Regions from separate parts of the Homo sapiens genome. Here regions 1 and 2 are each linked to region 3. The links are chromatin loops, found by intact Hi-C in ENCODE. Cell type or tissue: endothelial cell of umbilical vein. All regions are shown on one strand.

The links. A loop is a pair of places that touch in the nucleus more often than their neighbours do. Peaks named below come from ENCODE experiments on the same cell type or tissue, not always from the same donor. Only the 100,000 strongest peaks of a DNase experiment are listed, where the experiment ranks them.
Region 1: it touches region 3 in a loop (7-fold over the local background); 3 of 110 quality-filtered maps call a loop at or near these places.
Region 2: a loop joins it to region 3, with 8 times the contacts of the local background. A loop is called at or near these places in 5 of 110 quality-filtered maps.

The regions. Positions count from the first base shown.
Region 1 is chr3:29,236,008-29,244,007 of GRCh38, reverse strand. No RefSeq gene overlaps it. Among named protein-coding and RNA genes, the nearest start is that of RBMS3-AS3, 41 kb to the left of the region's middle. In endothelial cell of umbilical vein, no CTCF peak of the experiment used is centred here; a DNase peak (open chromatin) is centred at 3,617; H3K27ac peaks cover 1,854 bases.
Region 2 is chr3:29,183,477-29,191,476 of GRCh38, reverse strand. No RefSeq gene overlaps it. Among named protein-coding and RNA genes, the nearest start is that of RBMS3-AS3, 93 kb to the left of the region's middle. In endothelial cell of umbilical vein, no CTCF peak of the experiment used is centred here; a DNase peak (open chromatin) is centred at 4,236; H3K27ac peaks cover 1,795 bases.
Region 3 is chr3:29,061,430-29,069,429 of GRCh38, reverse strand. No RefSeq gene overlaps it. Among named protein-coding and RNA genes, the nearest start is that of RBMS3-AS3, 220 kb to the left of the region's middle. In endothelial cell of umbilical vein, no CTCF peak of the experiment used is centred here; a DNase peak (open chromatin) is centred at 3,869; H3K27ac peaks cover 1,414 bases.

The sequences.
Region 1 (8,000 bases), 170 kb before region 3:
GAATGGCAGGGGGTAGAGGGAAGAGAGAGAAAAAGAAAGATTATAAGACAAAGACAAGGAGAACAACAGAGGTATTTCTGAATTCTCCTTCATTCTGGACTTTACATTACTGAAGTATGACTTTTCATATTTTCTTATAAACATAAAGCACCAGTTGAAAAATGAATAAATATAAGAACACTGAATAGATACCCTTCAAAACAAGATATTTGGGTTTTAGTCTAGCTCAGAAATTATCCAGCTCTATGAAATTAAAAAATTATTGGATACTCTCTATGCCTCTCTTTTTGTTTTTTTCTCCTGAGATGGATTCTCACTCTGTCACCAGGCTGGAGTACAGTGGTTCCATCTCGGCTCACTGCAACCTCCATCTCCTGAGTTGCTGGGACTACAGGAATGCACCACGACGCCCAGCTAATTTTTGCATTTTAGTAGAGACGAGGTTTCACCATGTTGGCCAGGATGATCTCAATCTCTTGACTTCGTGATCCACTGGCCTTGTCCTCCCAAAGTCTATGACTCTTTTGATGAGGAGATTGAACAATCCCCTTTCCAGCTCTAAGATTTCACGATTGAAAGTTTGTGGAATTGTCTTTCTAGTAGCCCACTGCACAAGGTGCTGGATATATAGAGTATACCTGACCTACGGAAAATGTGGAATTATCTGATATGGTTTCACAATTTTCAAAATAAAAGCTAGGTTTCTTTTCCATATATTTATTTCTTAACTGTGTATGTGTGTGTATGAGTTTGTATACCTTTATATGGAAAATAGTAAAACCCTACCAACCTTACATCCTGCAATAAAGTTAATTTGGTTATAACACTGTTGGTGACTGACTCTTGGACCCTAAAACTCCCAGTCAGCTGGTTAAGCTAGTTAAACCCCAAACATCTCATTAAGCTCTCAATAATATAAACAAACATTTTATGCATTTGAATTGTTGGTTCTTATTTATACTTCTATGTTGGGATTTTGCTGATATCTCTGAGTCTGTGTTTGTGTATTTATCTCAGCAAATATAAATGCAAGGGTGGTTGCTTCCTTTCTTGCTGTGATGTACAATGACTGTTCTATGTTAAATGTGAAAAAAAAAACTGTCAATAGAGGGGTCAGGAGACAGGCTGCTATTTTAAAGATGCCACTGGACTTTCTGGATGCCACCAAGTCCTTTCTGTTGCAGGAGAATTTCCTGATCAATGGTTTCATACATGCAGGACAGTGATCAGACAGTCTCAAAAGAGCTATCATTGAAAATCCATTTAAGGATGAAACATATTCAGATGAAATGAATAAATTCTAACAACTAACTACAAGAAATTCTCACAGATGCAGTACAAATGGGCCTTCTAAAACAATTCTTCATCCTAGTTTCTTTCTCAGCATTTTTATAGACAGAATTTTTCCCCTCTCCTCAGTTGAACAAGAAAGAACAAAAGTAGATTCCCCAAAGGAGGAATCATTTGTACTAAGTTTCTTTATGTAGGTCACCTCTGATGTGTTCTTGGTTGCATTTCAACGGCTAAATTTCCCATGTCAAGCTTTCCGTTCTGATGGCTCTGCACATAAAGCCTATTGCTTTCAAATAGAATAATTGTCTAAATTCCCTGTTTGAATGTTGAAGTATACTACATGTTCTACAGATGCTCAATACATTATTGGTAATGTTAGTAATGTGATAGAAAATGGCAGAATGTTTTAATTTGAGGTGTCTCTGTGTGTGTACCTTTTAATATGTTAACAGGAAAAAAAGTTTCTCATTAAGCTAGTCTAAATTAAAGAGAAGTGACTATCACCTACACTCAAATGATTATAAATGTATGACTTTGTTTTCAGCCTCTGATTTACCACACCAGTTTTCCTAGCCTTTTTTCATCTCAGTTATCAGTATTATAAATATCTCTTGGGTCTATTTCCTACTCTGTATTCCAACTGTCATTGTCATGGTTCAAGCCTTTGGCAAGCCATTCTTCACCTCTAAATCCATTCTCTACTCTATCAACTGTTTCTAAAAATAGATTTCATCAATTTACTTCTGCATAAGAACAATCCCCAGTTCCTCACTGCCTGTAAAATAAAATTTAAACACCTTAATGAGGCATTCAAAATCTCTGATATTCTTTCACCAACTTATTTATTTAGCCTCATTCATTCATGTGCTCATGTAATCATTCAGCAATAGAATGAAAGTACCCCCCTAAGATATTAAGTGTCCCACTAGAATATGAGCTCCAGGAGAGTAGGTACATATATAGTTGATTTTATTCACTAGTGTTTACCAAATATCTAGAACAGTATTGGCATTAATAGATGCTTTAAAAATACTTCTGATACGGACAGGAGGCAGGAAAATACTGGGTAGAAGAGGGCAGTTCCTGGGCAAAGGCCCCACCTTCAAGCCTGAAAACAACAGCCCTAAATGAGAACAAGTTACTCCTGTTTTCTCACTGAAATGTTGCTTTGTCTAAAACCACCCTGGCCCACCACACCCCCCCATTTTATACCCATCAAAACCCCAAACTCCACTGGCAGAAGAGCAGAGCAGTACAGCAGAAAAGGAAAGAAGAGAAGAAGCATCTGAACGTCGAGAGGGGTTCGGCTGGGGACGGTGGGAGAGGAGTTCAGCTGGGGACAGCCAAACTCCAGCAGAAGATTCTATTCCCACTCCATCCCCTTTCCAGCTCCCCATCCCACTGAGAGCCACCTCCATCACTCAATAAAATCTCTGCACCCTTCAAATCCATGACATGATTCTTCCTGGATGCTGGAGAAAAACCTGGGTACCAAGAGGGTATAAAAGGCTGTCACCCTGACTCTCCACTGAGCTGGTTAACACTTAGTCATCTGCAGATGGCAATTGCTAAAAGAGCATTAATTTTAACACACCCCTAGACGCTGCCATGGGACCAGAGCCCAAAACCGCTTGCCCCGGCCCCAGCACCTGCTGACCTGCATGCTGCCCCTCCTTCAGGGGGTTTGAGCATGGCAGCTAAGTGAGCCACACCCTTGTTGCAAATCCCGTGAAGGAAGCAAGGGAATTCTCCCATCTGACTTTGAGAATTAATGAATTCAGCAATACTTGCTGAATACTTGTTATTTTATTTCACACAGCTTGACATTGGGAACTCAGTGATTGAAGCCATTGTCTTTATTTTTAAGGAGGTAGCCAGGTAAATTGACATTATAGGAAGTTCAGTGTGCATATGTAAACATCAGTCTGGTTTCTGTAGTGATAAACACCTAGAAGTAGGGTCATATTTTATTCATCTCTATATTCTTTGTTGTTAACTGAAGATTTATTAAATGTTGACTAAATAAATCGATCTAAGAATGCAATTAAGGCAGAATGTCTGAAAGCTGTGATAAACAAAAATAATTCCCCCCCAAACATGTTTAGATCCTAATTCTAGGAATCTGTGAATATGTTATATTATATGACAAAGGGGATTTTGCTGATGTTATTTAAGATTAAGGACCTTGATATGGGGAAATTATACTAGATTATCCAGGCAGGCCCAATCTAATTACATAAATCCTTAAAAGTAAAGGAGGAAGGAAGATGAGTGAGTCAGTGAAATGTAATTTGAGAAAAGAGGAAGGGAGGCATGAGCTAAGGAATGTGGAGGCCTACAGAAGCTAGAACAATTCTCAGCTGACAGCTAACAAGAAAATAGGGACTTCAGTCCTGTAACTGCAAGGAACTGAATTCTGCCAACAACTCAAATGAGCAGGAAATGGAACCTCTGAAAGAAACATAGTGTTGCCTATACTTTGAGTGTAGCCTGGTGAGAACATTACCAAACTTCTGACCTACATAACTGTATGAGATCAATCTGTGTTCTTTTAAGGTGTTAAGTTTGTGACAATTTGTTTGGCAATAGTAGCAAGCAAGTACAGTGTTCATTCTTGGAAGGCTGGCCAAAGTGAGCCTCTGTCATGGGTTCTCATGACCAAAAATAAAGTGATTATCCTTGAAAGTTCAACAATACAACTTACCTAGCAAAGAACATGCACAGATGGAAAATCAATTACACAAAAGAAAACTGCTCTTCACAAATGGAATTTAGATAAAGCCATTTCCCAAAATAATGACTGCTGATTGGATCATTAGATTTGATATTTGATTTCAGATTTCATATTTGATATTCATGTGCTATGAAAAATCTGCACATATGTAGCCTTTGGAGTATGTATTCAAATTGTTATGCCCTTGAAGTCTAACTTTGACATCAGGAAAGTTCTGAGTTACAGTCTTCATCTCAGTCCAATGACCATAGTGGTACAAGAACAGTACTTTATAGGTAAAGAAGCACAAGGATATAAATTAAACAGAAAATCTTCTTAGCCATGAAAGAGCAAGTTGACCCAAGACTGACATTTATATCTGTGTGAATCATTCACTGCACAATGGGCAAGCTGTGCTAAAACCCAGGCCACGCTCTGCTCACAAAGCCATGTGCTCCGTCATAGAGCAGTGATCTCTTGGAGGAAGAGGCCCCTTGAAGGCAACACCATAAAGATAAACAGGTTCTGCCTGACATAACTCCAGAAGCTGTCCTTTACAAAGACCACTATGAGAATGGTATTCCCTAGAGGTGTGCTATGCAGTGGCTCTAGACATCTTTTTGTAGTTTGCTTGCCAAGAATTCTCCATGCAAGCTATTTTATCAAGGAGGGTGGCATTTTCCAATTCTTGCAATGGTGTCACATATGCTAATGGTGATCCTGGTTGAGCCTGATACTGGGAATGAATACGTCTTGACTTTTTATGCCATTGATACACAAAGCAGCCAGTAGCCAGGTACAGAAAAATGAACAGGGAAGCTAAGGTCTGGATTTGTCAGTGATTTAGGGCAAATGAAAGTGATCTCTGTGTCCTATTTGCAGGAAACCACATGGAGATTATAAGTCTCTGTCCCAAACAAAGGTGGAAGATGAATTCAGAAGTTTTAGCCACCCAGCAAAGGTACACACTATAGCCTATTCTTGGGCTAGAAGCCATGAAAATGAAAAATCCAACCAAACCCATTTTCTATTCTCCTCCAGAATCTGCCTGCCTTGAGTCTCTGTCCAGTGTTTTTAGTTACTTGTTCTTTGCGTTTTGTCCAGGGTTTTTACTTTTTATCTTCAGAAAGGCTGGTCTAATAGGAGCTATTCTGCCACACTAGGAGCAGACTTTTCACTAGCTTTACTTTTGTCAAATGTGTCCAGGTGTTACTGGTTTGTGCAAGAAATGTTAATTATAAATAGCACAAGCATGACCACATACCTTAGTGTGCATACGTAAGGCTTTGTCCTGGCATACCATGCAGTTTAGCATTTGTACTGGACTAAAGTATTCTGGCTTCAACAATAGAAAATATATATAGTCACCCTAGACATAAGATGTTTTAGCAAAAGAAAAACTGTATCTTCCAGAAGACAAATGAAGAAAAAAAAAAAAAAAGGACTCATGAGATAGCAAGGAAAGTTTGCTTCGATACTTATCTACCTTTTACCCAAGGAGAGAGCATTATATGTTTGAAGACACCCTTGGGACAGTAACCTATTTCTATGTTAATTATGATAATAGTCCGCCTAAGCACTCCTTTGTTGAAATTTAATCCCATTTTCTCTCATCTTGTACTTTGTATAAATTGATAGTGTGTTCCTTTCTTCCTTAAAATTACCCTTCATATACTTCAAGAGAATTAGAATATCACCTCTTAGCTGTATCCTTCAGACTGAGTAACCCCAATTTCTCTTTCTCTATCATAAGTACGCTTTTACTTCTTTTTAATAATTTGACATGCTGTCCTCCACTCTGAACAGCATTCCAAATAGCTTTTGGAAAATATAAGACTGACCCTATGACCCAATGATTCTACTCACAGGTACATCTTCAACAGAAATGGAGGCCTGTGTCCACGCAAAGACTTGTCACAAAAACGCAGACAGCAGCTTTAACCCAAGTATCTATTTAGGTGTATGTGGAGGAGTAGGGATTTAGGGTCATGTTTTGCTTTGGAATAGAAAAGGGATGAGAGAACTCCCTGGGGAAGATAGAAATGTTCTATACCTTGATGTGGATGGTAGTAACATGAACATACATGTAAAAATAACTTATTTATAAATAGTTTATTTAGTAAATATAATTAATTATATTAATTAATACATAATTAAATATAATATAATTAATTATATTAATTAATATATAATTAAATATAATATAATTAATTATATATAACATATAATATATTATAAATTATTTAGTAACTATATATAGTACATATATTTACTAAATTGCTAATTTAAATTTATACAGTACATATATTTACTAAATTACTAATTTAATTAGTAAATAGATGCTGTTTCTACATGTCTAAATATTATATAATGAAATACATACATACATATATGTGTGCATATATAACTAGAAATACATGTATATAGATGCCTACATGTGTGCCTATGTGTGTATGCATATATATGAAAGCCAAACGTTGCTTCACAAAGTTATCAATGATGAAAGATCTTAAAACTTAAATCTGTAGCCTTCCTAACTGTTCTTTGCATGACAGAACAGATTGACTTTCTAACAAGATGGACAAAGAAAAAAAGCCTCAAGGACTCTTGTGGAAATAGGGACTGTTTAACAGCAGATAGATGAACACACCAGCAAGACACCTCCAGGTGGGAAAGTACATCTGATTGGAGAATGCTGTCCACAGATGCTTCACAGCACGTCTGCAGGTGACAGAAAAGTCATCAAAAAACTCAGCAATTAATTATGCCAACTTGTCTAAGTTCAATATCTCTGGGTCTCCAACCTCTAAAATTTCTGGTTATAGGAGTTGCTGTAAGCATAGAAAAAAGATCAGGGGATTGAGATAGGATAACCCTGGAAGTATGTCAATCCCATAGTGTTCTCTGCCTAGCTATGTGACCCTCTGAAATTCTGTTCACCTCTGAGGTGTTCAGTTGCCTCATTAGGTAAATGGGATAATGTCTAGCCTTTTCTGAAAATTAAGTGAAATAATATCTAGGAAGTGCTTAGTAAAATGGTGGCAGAGAAAAGAAAAATTAATAATACCTTAAAATTTTCATCTGTATTAAATCCATGAAAAGATCATAGAGTTAATTATCTTACCAATTTGGTAAGTGCTCTTATGGAAAATCCTGGATTTCATAAAAAGTCAGTATTATACTAAGCACTGAATGCTACTAGATTGAACATAGTTCTAACAAGAATATTGAGCCTCATAGGAGTCAGTCAATTTCAATTTGGTTCATGGTCAATGGCCAAACCCTTAGCCAGAGCCAACCCTCTGTTAATTCTAGTATCTGGCCACAAGTGAGAACAGATGTGAGCCCATGAAAGGACCACTGCAAATCAATCTACCAAGACCAGAGAATGATTCAAGCTATGACCTGCTTACCATGGATCAGTTATATCACCATAAATAAAGAATAGGATTTCTTATGCCCCGGGAAAACTCAGGAGACTCTAGAAATGGCTGGTGAAAAAGATTCGACAAGGAAAGAAACAGCTCAGAACACCATCAAGACGGCATAAAGGAGCTGCTACTTTTCATTCTCTCCCACTCCCACCCAAAAATTTAAGCATCTGGCCAGTGACCAATAAGAGAACTGCTTGTAATTGTTGATAATCCAAAACTCATTAGCATAGTTTCCCATCTGTTGGAGACAGTATAACTGTGGCTTTGTATCCTGCCTGCATCTGTGACAGACAGGAATAACTAGAGAGAACTGGCATTTCTACAGTGCAGCTACCCTCCAATATGAGTCCACTGATTTCTATCCACTGACTTTGCCTCCTGATATATAGACCTCTGGTCCTTTTCCCAAGAGACACTTAACTAGTTTCCTAAGGAAGATTATATTTCTTCCTAACTTTTTGATGTGTCATTTTCTAATCAAAAATTTTTCACTGAGCATCCACTGAGGACCTTTTATAAGATACTTTCATAAAACACTAGAAGAATGGGGCTGGGCGCAG
Region 2 (8,000 bases), 120 kb before region 3:
ATATACACATACACAAAATGGAATACTATTCAGCCTTTAAAAAGAAGGAAATTCTAGCCTTTATGACAACATGGATGAACCTGGAATACATTATCCTAAGTGTAATTAGCCAGGCACCAGACAAATACATGATCTCACTTATTTTGTAGAACCTAAAAACATTGAACTCATAGACATAGAATAGAATGGTGGTTACCAAAGGCTGGAGTGGGTTAGAGGAATTGGGGAGATGGTGATCAGAGGATAGAAAATTTCAGTCATATGGTAAGAATAAGTTCCAGAGATCTATTGTACAACATTGGGGCTACAGTTAATAACAGTGTATTATACTCTTAAAAATTGCTGAGGGAGTAGATTTTAAGTGTTTTCACCATAAAAAATAAGTATATGAGGTAATACATTTATTAATTAGCTTGATTTAGCCATTTCACAACTTATACATATTTTAAAACATGACGATATACACCATAAATGTATATAATTTTTATTTGGAAATTAAAAATTTTATTTAAAATGTTTCTAAAAATTGTAGCACAAGGTAAAATCCCCTGCTTTCTTCCTACCTTCTTGGAGCACTGTACTATATAAATGAAAGGTTTAGAGTTGTAGGTTTCATCTCGTTTCAAAGAGACGTGACATCACCAACACACAGAGGATGGCAAAGAGGAAAGGCAGAACGAGCCTGTCTCTTAGATGATGTTGATCAACTGCTGCACCAAATGTAGACATAGTTATTGTTCCAGTTACTATTGCTGAAAAATAAACTATCCCAGGTTTAGCAGCTTAAAACTACCGCCATTTTGTTATGATCACTGTTTCTGTGGGAGAGAAACTTAGGTAGGACACAATGGGAAGGATTTATCTCTGCTCTCTCATTCCTAGGACTTTAGATGGGAAGACACCGATACCTGAAAGTGGCTCAGACAGTTAGATAATGTAATCATCTGGAGAGTCATTCATACTCATGTCTGGTACCTCAAGAAGTAGGCCCAAGAAACTATTGCCCAGAGAACCTACATGTGGTCTCTCCATGTGGCTTGGGGCTTCCTCATTGCATGGTGATTGGAAGAGTGTGGTGACAGTGTCCAGAGAGAATGCATTCAGAAGCTAAGCTTTTCAAGAAAACCACATAGAAGCTGCATAGCTTTTTCAAAGCTAAAATCACACTGCATCACTTCTACCACATTCTATCAATTAGAAGTGAGATACAAAGGCCAGCCAGTTTCAAGAACAGGGCTATGAGACCCCATTTCTTGGTTGGGAAATGGCAATATCGTATTGCAGACAGAAATGTGGAATGCGTGGTGTTATTGCAGCCATCTTTGACAAATATAAATGTGCACCCCTACATCCAGGCTTTTTATTAAGGCAGTTAATATAAACCTTACCATTAGAAGCCACTGTCAGTTGGATGTTCTGTTATGAGTAGCAAAATAATTTTAATTGATAAAGTTTGTTAACCCACCTTAAATGAAGTCAACCATGTTATTATCTGCCTTGTCTATTTAGTCTTGGAGATTTATGTTAGGGGAAAAAATTATAGGCTTAGATGTGCTATACAATGAAAGAGATACAGGTGTGCAGAGTATTTATTCTCTTGGCCTTTGGGAAAATTGAGCAGAGTTGGGGGCAGCAAGAGTTGTGAATTCTGAGCAGCTCCTTTCACTAAAAGTGGCCTCCATGATGTAAAAAAGGAAGCTTAGGAAAACTACCATTGAGCCAAGGTCTTCAAACTGTTCACATATGCCTAGAAGAATTTTGAAAAATTACATGCCCTGTATCCCATTTCTCAGTTATCTAAAAATCTCATTAAAAGTTTAAATAATTGCAAAAGATGTAAGTTAAAGACTTTCCTTCTCCCTTAGTACAGAGATACATACATGGCTGGAAAAGACTAGAAGCCCCATTGGTTTATGGTACCTGATTAATCATTACATGAGGCATCTCCTTTGTTGGTGCTCCCTGGAGAGATTTTAAACCCTGAAGCAGTGAAGCACAGTAAGATTTATGTGCAAGGAATATGCCTTTTTTTTGTAAAGGAGTGTGGTAGGGAGACCATATAATATAACTTCTAAACCTAAACACTTTTTAGAGTTAAAGGGGATATCATTAATAACTATACTAGGAAATAAGCATAAACTAGGAAAACTGGGGAATATGTTGACCTTAGCTATTGTAATACTGGTGAGTTTTCAGGCAAATCAGTTTACAAAAGAGAATTCACAGTATCTGGAGATCTGTTCATTATCTTTTGAAAACTGTCTATTGTCAGTACTTTTTGAAAAGTTTTCCATAGCTCCAAGAGTCTAGGTAGACCTATTATTAAGCTAGTATAGAGAAATACTAATTGTTAAAGTGTTGACACACTTCCACACATTAGTAAATAGAATAAAAGTAATTGGAATAACCAATGAAAATTAATAATCTAAATCCCAGCATTTGTGTATCATTTCAGAAACTATGAACAAGTAAGCTGTGATTCCAAGATATCTTTCTGGCTCAGGCATTGGAGCGCAGAGATAGAGGACCTGTGACAGAGGATTTGCTATTTATTTGCAAAGTTGGTAGGTCTTTGATGCATAAAGGTCCTCATATAGAAGAAAGGAGACTTCAACCTCTTCCTATCTTTTCTATACACTTCAAAAACAAAAAATCAAAAACAAAAAACGCATGTCCCTATCCATGGGGAAAAGCATGGTCTGGGCTGAGGAAGCAGCTATTCAGGCTATTAGGTGCCAGGGATATAGGCAGTTGCCATAGACATACACAGAAAATGCCTTTACTGTGGGCTAATGTCCCTTCTGGTAGGTTTGGGAACCCTTGTTTCATTTGACAACCTAATTCTTGGTGAAAGGCAGTTGTCTCTGAGGCTTGTAAACAAGTTTCTAGGGAGGGAATCTCCTGGAAACCTATTTAATGACTAAAGGAGAGACTCTTTCAGCAAGACAGTACTAGGTCTGCACCCTTCCCCTTTCAGATCTTTTTTTTTTTTTTTTTTTTGAAAGAGAAAATTAGTACAGCCCTCCCACTTTTCCTCTCCTTTGTGCCTGCTATTTTCTGAAGGGATAGACAAAGGCTTAGAAGAAGCCTCTACTACCTGCAGGCAGCATGAACCTCTGAGCACCTGCTCAGAGGTTTTCTTTACCTCTTTCTATTTTCTTTACCTCTTTCTGCTTTGTCTCCCTTATTAAGTGGGCTACACTTGGGCACTGTCTCCTCATTAGCCTCAGTGGGGTGAAAAGTCATATTGTACTTCCTCACTGGAAAAGGAAAAAAAAAAAAAAAAAAGAAGGTACACAGGCTCCTGGCCTCAGCACCTAGGATCAGATCGTTACTATCTACTTTCCATCTCTTTCTAATTCCCTTCTTTTTCTCCACGTCCCTAGGATCATTTAAATTATAAATTTCAAATGTGAGAAAAGAAAGGAGCAAGAGAGGAGTAGATGCAGGGAGACCAGAGAGCTAGTATGAAGGCAGAAAATGAATCCTCTTCCTTTTAATTAACATTATCCTCATATAATGGTTCTCAATTAATAGAAAGTTGTTGGAAATTCGATGTTATTCCATGTTAAGTGATGTTAAGTCATGAAGCAGATAGAGTTATCATTTAGCTAGTAACAGAAGTGTCAAATGACAGATCACACCAACACACTAGTCCATATACTATTTGGAAACTTGTGGAATGATTTTTGGAATAAAATGTACTACAAATAATATCACTATATAAATTCACTTATATATTAGTAGTTTCCTTGGATAATAAAAGGTATTTCCGTATTTAATATGTGGCTAAAAAGTTGTAATATTTCATTACTTGAATATTTTGAATATTACTTTTTGCCACTTCTTGAATATTATCCAAGCTGGTGAGGGCATTCTAGATGCCTGGAAATTCTAGTGCAGTGAATAAAACATTAGTAGAGCTTTAGTAATCCTGTCTTTTTATTTTCTTTTAAGATATGTATTGGAGTAGTTACCAAGGGGATAGTTAACACTGACGTCATTTTAGAAGTGGAAATACAGTGGATTTCTGGAAAATCAAACTTATATTTGTGAGTTTCAATAATTTTGAATTGCCACAGGGATTTCATCCTCTATCACTCAAAGAATCCCTCTCATATTATCTCCCTCAGTAAGATAAGCCTCATTAATTTCAAGAAGCCCCAAATACTTACCTAATGACTCAGAAATTAGTCATTGAGTCACGGAATATTATGATCAGTGTAAGGTGAATAATGGTTCACCAGGATGTCTATGACCTAATCCCCAGAACCTGTGAGTATGACTTTATATGGCAAAATAAAATTTGCAGATGTGACTAACTTAAAAATATTTAGACAGGGAGATTATCCTGGATTAGCCAGGTGGCCCCTTAAATGAAATAACAAGTGAGCTTGTAAAAGGGAAGCAGAGAGAGATTTGACTATAGATAGGGAAGGTGATCTGAAGATGGAGCAGAGATAGATGTGAAGATGCTATGCTGCTGGCCTTGAAGATGAAGAAGGGCCTATGAGCCAAGATATGCAATAAATATAGCTCTGGAAGCTGGAAAAGGCCAAGAAATAGATTCTCCTCTGGAGCCTCGTGAGGGAGCACAGCCTTACCAACACCTTGATTTCAGCTCAGTGAAACTCATTTCAGCCTTCCAACCTCCAGAACTATAAAAGATAGACATGTTGTTTTTAGCTCAATGTCAGCGGTAATTTGTTACAGCAGTCATAGGAAACTAATACAGTGATGTACAAAAGAGCTCTGAGAAAATCCTTACTTGGTCAGGGAGAGGCCTAACTGCATTCTGAGATAAAATCTAGATTAAATCCTAGAATAAAATCTCAAGGTTACCAATTTCAAGTTAACTAACCACACATTCATGGGATATCAGGATTCCTCAGAAGCAGGGGAATAGAGGCAAAGGGGAAGCCTTTGAGTCACATATACTTACTACACAAATACCACATTGGCTGACACCCTTGTAACTCCAGGATATCCAGTTAAAAAACTGGAAATCTTCAATCAAACTAGTGACTTGGAGAAAAGGACATGAGTTTCACAAGGCAGGCAGAGGATTTATAGCTCCATTAAAGGCTACTAAATTATGTGACTCAAGAAAATCACTGGGAATCTATTCAGACAAGAATTCCATTTCTGTGGTTTTAACCACGAAACCACTGTGGATCTTAGACTGCATAGCAACTATGGAATCCACTCTCACATTTTGAAGCCCCAAATATTTCTCTTGAAAAATGGACTCAAGTAAAAACTATGAAATAGTCAACATTTTTGCATGTTGTCTTCCAAACCCAGCCCTCAAAGTCTCCCTATATTGAACCTCTGATGTATTTTTAGATTATATAATTCCTTTCACAAAGCAGTAGCAGAGTTAAATGAGCACTGATCTGTGAGTCAAGAGTTTAATGCCATCTGTTCAGGCATGGAAAGAAAATTTGAAAGAAAGTTATAATGTTGGGATAATGAAAGAATTCCAAGTAGGCTTTAAAGTTGATCCTCAGAGTGTCCTTGAAATCAGAAGTGTGAAGCCCATGACTATTTCTTAAGGATTTTCTAATCTTTTACTTCTACTTTTCTTACTTGACTCACTTGACTCACAGCAGCGAGACAAAAGAAAGTATCAGCTGCTGGGCCTTAAAGCACAAAAAGTAGCTAGATAACCTGTAATTTTCCTAGTGGTTTCTAAGACATGATAGCACCTATTGTTTCCTCCTACCCCCAGACCTAAAATCAAGTATCCTATAAATGCAAATATTTCTCTAAAGAGTAACATGAACATCTAAACTAAATTATTAGCAAGGGTTCTTTCTGAGATATAATCATGTAACTGTCCTTGGCATGTAAATAAAGACACAGTGATTCAATGTCAAGGGGCAATATAATACAATGGATAAGAATACTAGTGGGAGGCTAGACAGCCAATGTTTGAATCTCAGGCCCCACTTCTGGTCGTGTAACTTAAGAAAAGATACTTAATTTTTCTGAACTTCATTTCACTAACCCTTAAAATGATAATAATAGTACCTACCTCCTAGGACTGTTCTGAAAAAAGTGTGTGTGTGTGTGTGTGTGTGTGTGTGTGTGTGTGAAATTCATGTAAAAGTACTTAGTACAGAGCTTGGAAAACATTAAGTGCTCAATTAATGTCAGCTACTTTTAGATGACCTTGAAGCCAATAAGAATATGAATTGAAATACTTTATTAAATTACAATTTGTCATCTTCTGGCTTGACAAATAACTACTCAAGAAGAAACTAATGAGACATACTAGATATGAAACTGGTTACTAAAGAAAAATTTATGCAAAATAAATGCAACTTGGTTTTTCATTATAAATACAGGTTCCATATATTTTGAACACCAAATAGGTCAAAGGATATTACAAGAAAATGTATTTTTTTGCAGTCACACATATGTGTGTGTAATACTCTCCTAATTTGACTCTGTGCTTTACTTCCTATTACTCCACCAGAAATTTTCCACTTAGCAGTCAGACTGAGTCCTAAAAAAATTATGTCATGTTATTTCCTTGCTTAAAACACTCTGATAGTTTTCCATCGCAGTTAAATAAAATATAAACTCCTTACTTGGTATGACAAAGTGCTACTTTTCAATCTGAATAAAGTGGTCCCTGTCTCTCTCTCTCTGACTTTATCTCTCTATTCTCTCCTAAGTTCCAATGACTTTCTCCCTGTGTAGGGAACCAGGCTCACTGCTGCCTCAGATCCTTCACACTAGCTGTTTCCTCTGCTTATAATGCTCATCCTCCCAAACTCTGACTAGTTACATCTCTTTTTCATTCAGATCTCAGATAAAACCCGGCCTCCTGAATGAGGACTTGGTGGACCACACAATCACAAGTAGCCACCCAGTTATTCTCTGTTACTTCTATTTATTTTAAGTCTCTGTGTAGAATTTATTTTGCTTAGCATATAACACTGTGGTATAATTTTCTCTCTTGTTTGCTTCTTTGTATTTATATTTTTTTTATATAATAACCAACTTCCCCATTCCCTAGAATAGAAGTTCCATAAGAGCAAGACTTGGTCTTGTTCACTCTTGGATTTCTTTCACCTAGAAAAATACCGAACATATTAAATGGTTAATAATGCTTAATAAGTATTTGTTAAAAGATAAATGAAAAGAAAATATGGTTATTGAGGTCCAAGTAATTTCAAAACTGTTGTCAACACTATCCTTGTGCATATATCCTGTACATGTCCGATTAAATGCCAAAAGTTTAATTATTGAGTCAAAAGTATGTGCAATTTTGATAGTTATTTCCAAATTGCCTATGAAAAAAGTCATACTAATTTACATTTTAAGTGAATTCCTCGAGTCTTCTTTTAAGTGAAATTATGACATGATATTTGAGACACATTCTCTCAACTTAGAAGCACTGTGTACTTTATAGTTCCATAACCTTAAAATGCCAGCAGGATAGCTGAAGTACAGAAGTCTACAATAGGTCTTCTGAATGAAATGGCTGCAGAATCCATGTCTACTGTGACTCACCAATTAGACGATTTGCTACGAGAGGCATATGTGATTCACTTTCAAAGGTCTTTCATTTTCTAGGAATCCTGTGCGTGGGTTCTTAGCAGTAAAGAGAGATCTTACTAATCAACATTAATCATGACGTTTTTCAAGTATACAAAAGGTAATTTGCAATCAAAGAAAAATTTTACTCCATAAGAATTGAATCAAAACAGAAAAACATATTGGTGAAATACGTACCCTACTCTAAAAGGTCTTCAAATTCCATGAGTTCATTTTTCCCTTATTAGAGGTTTATTTCCCTTGCCCTTTGAGTCATCTATGCCAACAACCTCAGATATCTGTGTAATAGTAACTGAAAAACACCCTACTGATGAATCGATTTCTACATATTTATGTCTGTATAAATATGTCAACGAGGCCACTGATGAAAGTGGGGGCATCCATGATCCCCCCCCGCCACTGGCTTCTTATGTCATTTTGAAAGACATCCT
Region 3 (8,000 bases):
TAGAATTACCATTCAACCCAGCAATCCCGTTATTGAGTATATACCCAAAGGAATCTAAATCATTCTATGGTAAAGATATATGGATGCTTATGTTCACTGTAGCACTGTTCCCAATAGCAAAGACATAGAATCAATAGAATCGCCCCAAATGTCCATCAACAGTAGACTGGACCAAGAAAATGTAGCACATACACACCATGGAATACTATGCAGCCACTACAAATAATGAGATCATGTGCTTTGCAGCAACCTGGATGTAACTGGAGGCCATTACCCTAAGCAAACACGGGAACAGAAAAAATTTTAAAAACTGGAGTGTTACTCCTATACTGGCTGGGAATCAGTCACTGATACATGTTTTACTACTGCTGGGTGCCTTTTCTGTTGCCAGAAAGACAAAATTGCCTGATCATCAACAGCATCTGGTATTTCCGCAAATAATCTTCTGATATATTATTATTATTAGGTTTAGTTTGAGTATATTAAGTAATCTCTCTTTTAAAAAGAATTAACCTATATAATAAACTCTTAAACAGAAAAAATATGCAATTCGCCAGAAAATCAACTGAAATTGAACAGAAATTTCAAATAAGAGCCACATTACATTTTTGATTTCTAGAAACAATATTACGCTGTATTGCAGAACAATAAGTACCTAAGTGGCAACACAAAATGCCTTAATAGAGAAATTTCTGAAAGATTAGAAACATTTTTACCCAAAGGAGAAATTTGATAACTCATATCTTCCAACCACCATGATTTCACCAAGAATAATTCAAAATCTGTTGGCTAGATCAACACCAACAGACAAGATTCAAAAGATGCTTCAGAATCTACCATGGTTCAATAGCTGAGTTCTACCTAAATCAATACCAATATTAGTTATATTTTTCCAGACCCAAAAATACTTTTTGTAAGCTGAGCTAAAATTATTATTGCCTAACAATAAATACTTCCATCTGCCTGCACTTAATAATATGAAAGTTACTCGTTTAATGAAGGTTATCCAACTTAGTCTTCATTTAATGAAGGTTATCCAACTTAATCTTCATTACAACACATGATGTGAGCATTATTGTCTCATTTCAAAGTGATTAAAGAATTTATGTATGGTTATACCACAGCTAAGATGTAGGGTTGGGATTCAATCTAAAGTCAAAGGAAGTAGTCTGTCAGCTTCCCCATGCTGCCTCCTATGCCTGTGCAAATGTGAAAGTGATATACTAAAGAGTAAAACCCAAGGATTAAAGGCAAAAATATGCACTTAATAGTAATACCCAGAAGCTTTCTAGTGCCATAGTCATTAATGGAGTTCACCAAATCTCTATGAATCCCTACACTCTGGGCACATGTTAGATTTGCACTCTTTTCTTGCATGGTGGGATAGGGTCAAGTGGTAGATCTGGCTACTGAGGGGAGAGAAGTGACATGTGAATTAGTTACTTGGTGAAAGAATGGCCAAAATCTTTTTTCCTCCTGGCAGTAATCAGCAAAGTTAAACATGGTAGATGCTCCATCAGCCTGAGTTCTGGACTGACTAACCTGGAAACAATAGGAGAGTCCCTGCTTGCCCATGATAGATAGGTAGTGTTAGCCAGAAATAAATTGTTGATTTAAGCCTCTGATACTTAGGGTTGTTGACTACAGCAGCATGATCTATCATATCCTGATACTCATGATGTTCATTTCTCTCCAAGAGAAGACCTTTTGTAGGTTGTACCAAATCCATACATTACTCTACCTATAAGAAGTAACTAACCTCAACATTGCAACAAATCACAGGGAAGGCTAAACCATATATGTCCAAAAAGCAGAACTGACTTTTATCTGGACATAAATAGAATGAGAAGACATTTCCAGGTAATAAAAATATAGTAAATATGATTGTGTTTCTCATATCAGGGAGTTTCAGGGTTTTTTGTTGTTGTTGTTTTTGAGATGGGGTCTCGCTCTGTTGCCCAGGCTGGAGTGCAGTGGCGTGATCTCGGCTCACTGCAACCTCTACCTCCCAGGTTCAAGCAATTCTCATTCCTCAGCCTCCGGAGTAGCTGGGATTATAGGCGTGAGCCACTGCACCTGGCCGACTTTTGGTTATTGTTAAAATTAATTTCCAATCTATCACAGACCCAACATACTATCTCACTATGTGAGTTTATATGATCACACCAGTTCGTAGCTAGAGATCATGATGACTAGTTCATAGCTAGTGACTCTATGACTCACCACATGAATTTGACAACACCTCAAGCTGTTTGATGAGACATGCTTAGATGCTGTGACATTACAAAATTGTTATTAAAATTTCTAAAAGCTTATTTTTAATTTCTATACCTATTTTGTTACAGACCAGTAATCAAATGGTTGTAGTCATTCACCAGTTTAGGAAATCATACTTTGAGTAGCACTGCTGAACATAACCAAACTTCCTTGGCTTGTGTTTAAAGTAAACTTTTCATTTGGGTAACCAGAAACTCAGGATTTTCCATAACTGGTTAACATAACTGATATAAACACTGTGTTGAATATTATGGGGTAACAACAACATAAACAGCCTGAATAGTATTAGCAAAACTTTGGAGATGAAATGAGCAATCTGTATGCTGAAGATCATAAATATTTCCCTTAGCCATAATTATGAAGCATTTTACTAATTCCTAATGGGAAAGAATTAATAGTTAAGGTAAAAAACAGCTTGTATATGATGTATAGTTCATTGCATAGAAAACACTCTTAGAGACAGAGTAAACTACACATAGTTCTTACTCCCTAGCCTAGGCCTGGTCTTCTTAGGTATTCTTTTGTGGTCTTAAAAAACAATTGCTATAGAGATACTAAATACATTGTATAGATAATCCTGGACAGTGGACTCTAGATTGACAGTTGTCATCAGAGTTCTGGTACCCAGTTTGAGGAGACAGAGCAAAAACAACTTAGAAAGTTGCCTTAGCATAGTTTATTCCTATTTAAGCTCTCTACACCTTATAATCTTTATTTTTAAATTGGTATGTACATACACACATACATACATACATATATAACATCTATGTATGTATACTAGGGTTTCCCAACCTTCGTATTATTGACATTTCAGGCCAGTAATCCTTTGCTATGGGAGCTATTCTATTGATTGTAGGATATTTAAAAGCTCCCCCAGGACTCTAACCACTGGATACCAGTATCATGGCCCCAGTTGTGACAACCAATATCCACTGAGATATTGCCAAGTGTCCTATGGAAGATTGCTACCATTTGAAAATTACTGTTATATATAATATATATTATATATGTTAATATACTATGAATTTTAATAATTTTATTGATTTCTTGGAAAAACATGCATAAATCCATTAAGATTAGAAAGCAGACACTTTTTTTAAGAAAGCAGAATGGATCAAGATATTTAGTCTCACTTTTTCAATATTTTATATTTTATACAAGTATTTTAAAGGTACATACATCACATCCTGATGTGATGTACATACAACACACAATATTAGGCAAAGGTCTCTGTCAAGCAAATTTCCAAATATCACTAAAAAATAAATGCTAGATATAAAATGTTTATTCAATGTAGATGGGAAGGGAAAAATAATGTCAAGACATGTGGGTTGCATATCTACATTCTAATATATGGAAAGACTAGTCAGAAGACATTTTTAAACTTTCCTCCCAGGACTAGAGGCACTGCACCTTTAAATGGAGCTAGCTGCAGTAACCTGCAGAACTCTCATGGAATGTGGAGTGTTCCGGGATTCTGTCTAGTCAGGCCTCTGGCAGGGCTGTGGCAGCTTTGTTTGTGGGCAGGCAGCCTCCTCACATTTCTGTTACTTTATCCTTAAGGAAGTTGCCATGGAGACTGGCATGGAGATGGCAGTTGGCCAGGCAAAGAGTTTTAAGTTGAAAAAAACAACACATTCACACACACTCAAGCTCTTACTCACACATACTCCCAAAATAAACACATCCTTGTGTGTACATAATCAACTTTAAAAAAATACACTTAGCGTCATTGCCTATTTGGGTAAATGGTTAAACCTTTGTTTCTTTTCTAACTTGACCCAAAAAACACCATCAGAAAAAGAGCAGTTAATGAAGTAGGAAAATAGCACCTATTAAAAGTAATCCATCACAGCTCATGAACACCCAGCTAGTAGGCATCTGATTGCAAAATCTGTTTTCTTGGCAAAGGAGTCATGAGAAGGAAAACTAAAGTGATACAGTAAATGAAGAATTTCTTCATTTGGTGAAAACAAATGTGATTTGGTCAACTTAAATATTATCAAAAGTGGTCCAACATTTTATTTTATTTTCATAAACAAAATGTAAAAATAACACAGAGCTTTGAAGATTTGTTTTTTAATTTTGGGAGGGCAGCAGAATTGAAATCTTCTTTAGCATTCTGAAAAGCCTCAGATTTTATCCAATCTTTGTATATGGAGTACTTTCCACAGCAGCCTTCAAACTCAAGGTATTTGGTCAAAAACAATGATAAAATTCTGAAGTACATCTAGGTTGGTTAGAGAGAAATTCATGAAAGTCATAAATCCTTGAGAATTATCCCAAAACAGCATCAGAGATTTGAATGCTACTAGTGCATAAATTGCTTAGTGTTTACTTAGAAAACAAATCTCCATATGCAGTATGCACTTCATAAAACTAAAGCTTTCAATGTACTTTTATTTCAGCATGGACAATATGCAAGAAAGTATTGCTGTAATTCAGATTATTAGATTATGAACTGTACAAACAAGCATCAAACAGTAAAAGAAAATGGAAGGAAACGTTTTCAAAATGAAATGTTTCTTTCTGTTATGAAAGTAGTGTTGACAATCCAAAGATTTGTGTTTCCATATGTAACCAACTGAATAACACAACACTGACTATTGTGAATTTTATGTTTTTTTCCCCTCTCTCTTCAAAGGACAAACTGCCTTGGAGGTATTGTTGAGTGGGCTTCTGTGTGATAAGCCAACCCAAAACAGTTCACTTAAGGATTAAGTTGAAGCTTTGTTTTCAAGGTTTAGGGAACACTGCACAGCCTCACTTTATAATTACCACATGTATGACAAACCCTAGTGTTTTATAGTCCTTCTGATGACCAGCTGTGCATGGATTTTACATGGTCCTTTTGTCAGTATATAAATACAACCTGCTGAGGTTATGAGGAAACCACACAGTTATTAGTGTTGGTATGCACCATGAAAATGCTATTCAAATCAGCTTGTGGTTGACGTATTAGTTACTACATCAGAACCACTGATCTCTATTTTATTACTTCCCTGATGAATGACATAACACAACAAAAAAGTAGGAGTCTGCCTAGACAGATGTAATTTATCCAAACCGTCTGTTTCTATAACCCACAGAAGCAGATACTAAGTATTTTCCCCACATATATGACCATGGAAAATGATTGCAATAACATGAAATGTTACCACAGTGTTAATGACAATCCACTATACTGAGAGAAAAATCGATTAAAATCAGTTTTATTTTTCTTTTAAGGTGAAAGGCATACATTGCAATAAAGAGGTGTTGGGCTTTTATAGAGCACAGAGTAAAAACGAAGTTTTCACTCTATGACATGACAATTCTAATTGTTTTCTTTCATAAATTTACATGTACATGATTAGCAGCTTAATTTTCACAAAGCAGTCCTCAAAGACATCTTGGAAAACATGTCTTAGAAGTTCAGTTAAAACACCACCACCACTGCCATTACCACTCTCCCTCCTCTCATACCCATCTCTAACCTTTGGGCATTATTTTCAGCAGGAATGGATGTGAAGATGTTCAATAAGGGCTATGGCTTTTAACTTTTCACAATTGAAATGAACATTGTGCCTGAAAGTCTCCACTGACACATTAGACTTTGACATTCCTTCAATTAAAAGATTTACAAGTTAAAAGGATTATGAAGTTAGTTAACTTAAAAGGTATGCTTTCCTTCCCTGACATAAGGCAAAAAAAAAAAAAAAATGGATAGGCATTTTATCACAAATTATTTGGTTTATATAAATAGAAGCATTTTTTTCTAAAAGAGATGTTAAAACTGGAGTCATTTCAAAATGTATGTTTCCATTGAAAACCTTGGCCATCATTAGGATTAGGATGCTGGTTTGTGTTTGTTTTACTCATCCTCCTACCTACTCCATCTTTAAACATTTCTCCAGATTCTTGGGATATCCATTTCTCCTGCCACCTCTATCCTCACCCCTTGAAACCAGATTGAAGTTTTCTTTCATCAGGCCACATTCTACCATTTTGTCTTTTCTAATAAAACTTACCTGTCTTACATTTCATTCCTCTAGAGCTTTGCCCTCCATTACCTAAAATGGGGTCTAATTGTGTGGTCATGTAATCTAAACATGGCTAATAGCTGAGAATGAATTGGTTGGCTTGCTGTCCTGAGCCAACATAACTGCCAGGCACAGTAGGCGCAGTGTTGAGGGGCTACAATACTGCCAGGAACCTACAAAAAAACTTTTATCTTTTTAATTAGAAGAAAAAAATGAACTTTTAGGTCACAATAAGTGTTTTATTGCATATTATCAGTACATTTGTCTTCATAACAACAGACCCTTAAAATATAATTTTTAAGTTTTTATGGACGAAGAGCCCCATGAAGGCAAAAGTACCTGTGACCCACAAATTTATAATGCAGGACTGTTACTATCTAGTGACTTATGCCACTTGATTGGAAATCCTCATTTATTAATTCCTCTATTTTATGCCACATGTTTCTAATCATTTTCAAATAACTTTTATGGTATGCAAACTGTTTTCAGAAAGAGAAAAAATTCTGAGAGAAATATCCTGAGGAAGGCTTTTTAAAATGACTTTTTTTCAATAACTTTAGAAGTACAAGTTTTTTTTTGCTATGTGGATGAATTGTATAGTAGTGAAATCTGGGATTTTAGTGTACCCATCACCCAAGTAGTATATATTGTATTCCAACAGGTAGTTTTTCATCCCTCACCCCCTCTTTCTAAATTTCCAATGTTCATTATACCTCTCTGTCTACCTTTGCATGCCCATAGCATTCTCACTTACAAGTGAGAACATATGGTATTTGGTTTTTCATTCCTGAGTTACTTTACTTAAAATAATGACCTCCGGTTCCATGTTGCTGCAAAAGACATTATTTCATTCTTTTTATAACTGAGTAGTATTCCATGACATAAATATATACCACATTTTCCTTACCCACTCTTTGGTTGATGGGCACTTAGGTTGATTCTATATCTTTGCAATTGTGAATTGTGTTGCGAGAAGCATGCATGCAGGTGTCTTTTTTTAATATAATGATTTTTTTCTTGCCTAAAGAGATAGCCAGTAGTAGGTTGCTGGATCAAATGGGAGATTTACCTTTAGTTCTCTGAGAAGTCTCCATACTGTTCTCCATAGAGATTGTACTAAGTTACATTCCCACCAGCAGTGTTAGCACTCCCTTTTCACCATATCTGTGCTAACATCTATTGTTTTTTGACTTTTTAATAATGGCCATTGTGGCTAGGGTAAGGTAGTATCTCATTGTGGTTTTCATTTGCATTTCCCTGATGATTAGTGATATTGAGCATTTTTTCATAATTTTGTTGGCCATTTGTACATTTTCTTTTGAGAAATGTCTGTCATTTGCCAACTTTTTTATTTTTGTATTTTTTTATTTCAGTAGGTTTTTTGGGAACAGGTGCTTTGGTTACATAAAAAAGTTCTTTAGTGGTGATTTCTGAGATTTTGGTGCACCCATCACTTGAGCAGTATACACTGTACCCAATGTATAGTCTTTCATCCCTCTCCCCACTCCCACCCTCCCAAATTCCCAAGGTCCTCTGTATCATTCTTATGTCTTTGTGGCCTCATAGCTTAGCTCCCACTTATGAGTCAGAACATACAACGTTTGGTTTTCCACTCCTGAGTTACTTTACTTAGAATAATGGTCTCCAATTCCATCCAGGTTGCTGTGAATGTCATTATTTCATTCTTTTTCATGGCTGAGT